Linked DNA regions of Homo sapiens: region 1 is linked to region 2. The links are chromatin loops, found by intact Hi-C in ENCODE. Cell type or tissue: GM12878. All regions are shown on one strand. Each heading gives the region's core, and the rest is flanking DNA. Links, peaks and the distances in the headings are about the cores only. Region 1 overlaps TPTEP2-CSNK1E (TPTEP2-CSNK1E readthrough). Region 2 has its middle 2.5 kb from the start of MAFF.

What was found. Hi-C counts contacts between places; a loop is a spot of excess contacts. Peaks named below come from ENCODE experiments on the same cell type or tissue, not always from the same donor. Only the 100,000 strongest peaks of a DNase experiment are listed, where the experiment ranks them.
Region 1: it touches region 2 in a loop (7-fold over the local background); 4 of 110 quality-filtered maps call a loop at or near these places.

What each region holds. Positions count from the first base shown.
Region 1 is chr22:38,394,196-38,397,108 of GRCh38, forward strand. All of the region lies in intron 1 of TPTEP2-CSNK1E (TPTEP2-CSNK1E readthrough), which reads right to left. It also overlaps the pseudogene TPTEP2. Among named protein-coding and RNA genes, the nearest start is that of TPTEP2-CSNK1E, 3.3 kb to the right of the region's middle. In GM12878, for the core only: no CTCF peak of the experiment used is centred there; a DNase peak (open chromatin) is centred at 1,226; H3K4me3 peaks cover 2,394 bases; H3K27ac peaks cover 2,407 bases.
Region 2 is chr22:38,198,023-38,200,935 of GRCh38, forward strand. No RefSeq gene overlaps it. Among named protein-coding and RNA genes, the nearest start is that of MAFF, 2.5 kb to the right of the region's middle. RefSeq lists an enhancer at 1,060-1,109. In GM12878, for the core only: no CTCF peak of the experiment used is centred there; a DNase peak (open chromatin) is centred at 1,339; H3K27ac peaks cover 257 bases.

The DNA of each region.
Region 1 (2,913 bases), core at 147-2,646, 200 kb after region 2:
TCCTGCCGTCTTTGTGTAATAAACTTTTTTCTTCCATGTGCATTTTAATTTTAACACCCCTCCCCGCCGCAGAATCTGGAAAAGAGGTGTGCGGATCAAGACCCCTCCACCCGCCATTGTCTCAAGTTTAATTTACATGCTGTAACCAAACCCTTCACTCTTTCGAATATTTAACAAGATTGAGATTCCTTTAATTCCATGTTGGTAGCTGTTCTGTAAATACCTTTCAGGTTTTTATTTTTTAATATCCCAGTAATCTAAAAACTATTCTGTTGTTAGATTTCAATTGAAGGAACTGGATTTAAAATCTTATTACGTTTATTTTATCAGTGGAATACTCAGTTTATGCAACTGTCTCATGTTTTTCATTCCTACTTTCTAATTCTAAGGCTTGAAAACAGCCATTGCTCAGTCCTTCAGCTTCACCTTCCCAATTCATTCATTAAACATTCTGCTCAGGGATTAAACTGAAATGGGAAATTAGGAAAGAACCATTTAAAACAAATCATACCCAGCAACCTCAAAATCTATAACATACAGGCCATATGGGCATACAGGAAATGGGACAATTTGAATTTTTTTTTTTAAGCAAATGGAAACAAAGCTTCATATAAAACATAAAAAGGGTCCAATCATTTACTTTCAAATAGAGTCAGCTAAAAGTAGCTCCTTTTTTAAAGTGGCATCTTTCAGGCAGTCAAGAGTCATTAAAACTACTCCAAAGTTCTTATCAACCAATATCATGTTTGTGACAACTGTGAGAAAAGAATGTAATTTTATAAAGTGGGAAAACAGCACATCTTTTGGGACCCCTGAGGCTCTAATCAGGCATCTCAGAATTAAGAGTGCTCCAGGGTTGGGAAATGGCTACCCTGCTGTGGCGAAAACATGCCATTTCATAATAAACGTTGTTAAGAGAGAAAAAAGTGATAAGCATGTACCTGCAATGAGGAGATAGAACGACTTAGTCATTGCCAGGCCATTATATTCCTTAATTATTTCATCAGTCTATAAGTGACTTGATGATTAAGTCTTATTTTCAGATTTCCTCCAAAACAAGTCCACTGGAAGGGGATTAGGGGCTCCTACTCCTCCCTGAACTTTTCCTGCCAAAAATGGAGGCTCACAAAGAAAATGCAAATCTACCCCCACCTTAAAAAAGTAAAGGCAGTCAAAGTCAAAACCTTCACTGCTCCTCCTTCCTCCCCTACTACGTGGAAAAAAATTTTGACCTGTTACCAAAATAGATTCCTCAGGGTAAAGGGGAGAAAAGTTTTCTACAAATTTTTTCTAAGTGGTGTATTAGTTCCTTTTTTTGAGTAAGAAGTGAAAGGGAATAGGAACCCAACACAACTGCTAAACTTCGATCTCACAAGTTATTAAAAAACAGCAAAGGTCAAACTGCAAAGCGTTAGAAAAATGTGAAGACAAAAGGATTAAAAGAGTGGGACACTAAAGAAAAAAGTGTGTGTCCTTCACCAATAAAAGTCGTATCTTGTCCTCTACTTCCTCCTTCTGTAGGCAAATAAAGACAATTCTAAAGGACTAGCTTTCCTCATCATGCCAAATAATTAAAATTCCAAACAGATTATTAATCCTATTCTAACAATTAAAATAAATGATAAATCTGCCTTGTAACTACTGACAACTGTATTTTAAATAACTTACGGCCTCTTGAATTTAAATATAACCGATTAAAAATGGCAGCAACATCAGGGTTAAGAAACAAAATGAAACACTATTAGTCTCCAGAATATTGAACAAAACAATATCTAAAATAAATATGACTTCTCAGAAGGAAAAAAGTTATCTACCATTAAGGACATACCTTAAAAGTTCTTAGCACACATTAAGTAAGCACAAACTAGTGGCTTGCCTGTTATATTTTCAGACAAAAAGCAATGAGGTTATTCCTCTGCACTTGTCACTGCAGACACATAAAGGCTTTTAGAAACTACATCTATTACTCATTGTCTAAGTATCATAAAACTTAGCATTTTAAGTCTTGTTTGATATCAATCAAGAAAGAACATCCACTTCAGGGGAAAGAAGTACAGTAAAATAAGAACATTGTAAATGTCCCTCTTGACATATACAAAAGAGAAGGTAAAAGGCCTCCTAAGACCCCTACCTAGTGGCCAGGCCTGGACGGCAGCTGTTGCTACCTCACCTTTTCTTTTGTTGAGCTTAATCTCATGTCAAGTCATTCAACCAACTCAAAAGCGATGAAGACATTATTGAATCAATCTGAACTAAATCAGACCTAGGCTTCTTAAAACATACAGCTTAATGCTTCCAAACGATCTAGAAAACTAAGAAACCTAGCTACGCTGTAGGACACACTTTCATATGCGTCCGTGTGAAGAGACCACCAAACAGGCTTTGTGTGAGCAACATGGCTGTTTATTTCACCTGGGTGCAGGCGGGCTGAGTCCGAAAAGAGTCAGCAAAGGGAGATGGGGTGGGGCCATTTTATAGGATTTGGGAAGGTAATGGAAAATTACAGTCAAAGGGGGTTGTTCTCTGGTGGGCAGGGGTGGATCTCACAAAGTACATTCTCAAGGGTGGGGAGAATTACAAACAACCTTCTTAAGGGTTGGGGTCACGGCACCAAATTTCATACACGTCCGTGTGAAGAGACCACCAAACAAGCTTTGTGTGAGCAATGGCCTGGCCTGGGCTCAGAGGCCTGACACACACAGTGGCCAATTATACAGGACCCCCAAACTGGCCAGTGGACCACTGCAACCGCCATTTACTTTCTCCGCTGCAAGCACCATAGGCTGATTCAGGAAGATAAACTGAGGCTCAAGGAATTTCGAAGTGGAACAATACACCAAAGCCTTAAACCTGAAATGACTATCCTTTTCTGGGGGGTGGGGGGGAAAGAAAAAGAAAAAAAAGTTTCTGGGG
Region 2 (2,913 bases), core at 126-2,625:
GGCAGGAGAATCACTTGAACCCAGGAGGCAGAGGTTGCAGTGAGCCAAGGTCGCACCATTGCACTCCAGCCTGGGTGACAGAGCAAGACTCCATCTCAAAAAAATAAATAAATAAATAAATAAATAAATACTCCAGTGTATATTTCCTAAAATCAAGGACACATTCTCTTCTATGACCACAGGACAAGCATTGAAGCCAGGAAGTTGGGCATCCATGCAGTAATTACCTCATCTACAAACTCCGTGGCAATTTGCCCCTTACTGGTGATATTAACTTTGATCACTTAGCGAAGGTTGTGTCTGCCAAATTTCTCCACTGCAGAGTTATTATTTTTCCTTCCATAATTAATTATCATCTTGTGGGTAAATAACTTGAAACTATGTAAATACTTTCTCATCAAGCTTTCATATCCATTGGTGATTCTTGCTGCAACCCATGATTACTATGGTGGCTGCCTGATGGTCATTTCTTTTTTTTTTTTCTTCCTCTTCTTTTTTTAATAGAGACAAGATTTCGCCATATTGCCCAGGCTGGTCTCAAACTCCGGGCTCAAGTGATCCTCCTGCCTCGGTCTCCCAAAGTGCTGAGAATACAGGTGCGAGCCACCATGCCCAGCCTGAGCTCCCACTTTTAAATAGGACATTGCACCATGGCCCTTGATCTTGACCAGAAAGGGAGCTATGTCTATGGGAAGCAGTCCCTGCAGGGTGGATAATGAGGCACTGACCCCCTTGTTCTGGCAGGCTGGGGATGGGAGTAAAGGATCTAGGCAGCATGGTGTCCAGGAGTGTTGTTCAGGTCCACTGAGAATTCACTCACTAGCTGAGCACCTACAGTGTTCCAGGTGTGGCCCCAGCTCTTGAGAAGCTCATAAAAAAGGGAGTAGATTGGGAGGCTGAGGCAGAAGGAAGGCTTGAGGCCAAGGGTTCAAGATCAACCTATGCAATATGGTGAGACCTCCATCTCTGCAAAAAATAGAAAAATTATCCAGGCACAGTGATGCACACTTGTAGTCCCAACTACTCGGGAGGCTGAGGTGAGAGGATCGCTTGAGCCCAGAAGTTCAAGGCTGCAGTGAGCTATGATCATGCCACTGCACTCCAGCCTGGGCAACAGGGCAAGACCCTGTTTTGTTTTGTTTTGGTTTTGGTTTTAAAGGGGGTGGGGGGTAGAGAAAATAGACAACTCACCATTGTGCAGTTTCTAAAACTGAGAACTTTCCTACCCCAAAGGTTAACCTAGGTGGCTCTTTCTGCTATGCACATGGAGAGGACTGAGCAATTGGTTTTTAGAGATCCTTTTGAGTGCTAGACAAAGCTGCCTCAACATTTGGTCACTTGGGAAACTAGTGGGCCAATTTGCATACCAAACCCACAGCCTGTGGGAGGGAACGGAAAGAAGCCATAGTGTCTGGTGGACCAAGGCACAGAGGCAGGAAAGCAAGACAAGGGCGCTGAAATCGAATTTGCTACATCAAGGAAAGTGGGGGGCTGGGCGCGGTGGCTCACGCGTGTAATCCCAGCACTTTGGGAGGCCGAGGCGGGTGGATCACGAGGTCAGGAGATCGACACCACGGTGAAACCCCGTCTCTACTAAAAATACAAAAAAAAAAAATTAGGAGGGCGCGGTGGCGGGCGCCTGTAGTCCCAGCTACTCGGGAGGCTGAGGCTGGAGAATGGCGTGAACCCGGGAGGTGGAGCTTGCAGTGAGCTGAGATCGCGCCACTGCACTCCAGCCTGGGGCAACACAGCGAGACTCCGGCTCAAAAAAAAAAAAAAAAAAAGGAAAGTGGGGATCCTTACTGGTGATCAGGGTGCCACATAGAGGCCTACCCATTTGGAGAGGCCCTATGCCCTCCACAGTGGAGTAAGTGCCATGATGTCGGCTTCACAGGAGGGACTGTGGGAGCGATGGAATTTCAGGCAGTGGGAACATCATGAGCAAAGGAAAGCAGGGGATGAACAGCAACATCCACCCCGCACGTGGCCTCCAAAGCCATCTCTTTTGGGTGGGGCTTCCCACCACGGCGCACACCCCTCATGTTTATGTGGCCCTCCTCCCCTGGTTGCGATGTACCCCCAAACATCTGGGCCAGGAATCATTCAGACCTGGATACCAATTCCAGTGCTTGTACTTCCTAGCTGAGTGAATTTAGAAAGTCACCTTCACCTCTCTGAGCCTCCAGTCATGTATTCCTTCAACATGTATTTACTGTGGGCCTACTATGTGCCAAGCACTACTCCAGGCACTGGGCAGGCAGTGGTGAACAAGATAAGCCTGGCCAGGCGCAGTGGCTCATGTCTGCAATCCCAACACTTTGGGAGGCCGAGGTGGGTGGCCTGAGGTCAGGGGTTCAAAACCAGCCTGGCTGGGCATGGTGACTCACCTGTAGTCCAGCTACTGGGGGGCTGAATTCCTTGAACCTGGGAGGCGGAGGTTGCAGTGAGCCAAGATTATGCCACTGCACTCCAGCCTGGGCAACAGAGTGAGACTCTGTCTCAAAAAAAAAAAAAGAAAAAGAAAAAGAAGCAAGGCCTGCCTTCATAAAACATACATTCTGGTTGGGGAAGACAGACAATAACCAGCACTCACATACATAAATGATGAAACACCCTACAGAAGTATTAAGATAATATAAGAACAAATTTCAAGGCTGGGTGCGGTGGCTTGCGCCTGTAATCCCATTACTTTGGGAGGCCAGCGTGGGTGGATTGCCTGAGTCCAGGAGTTTGAGACCAGTTTGGGCAACATGGCAAAACCCTGTCTCTACAAAAAAAAAAAAAAAAAAAAAAAAAAAAAAATACAAAAAATGAACCTAGCATGGTGGTGTGTGCTTATGGTCCCAGCTACTTGGGAGGCTAAGGTGGGAGAATGGCTGGAGTCCAGGAGAAGGAGGTTGCAGTGAGCCGAGA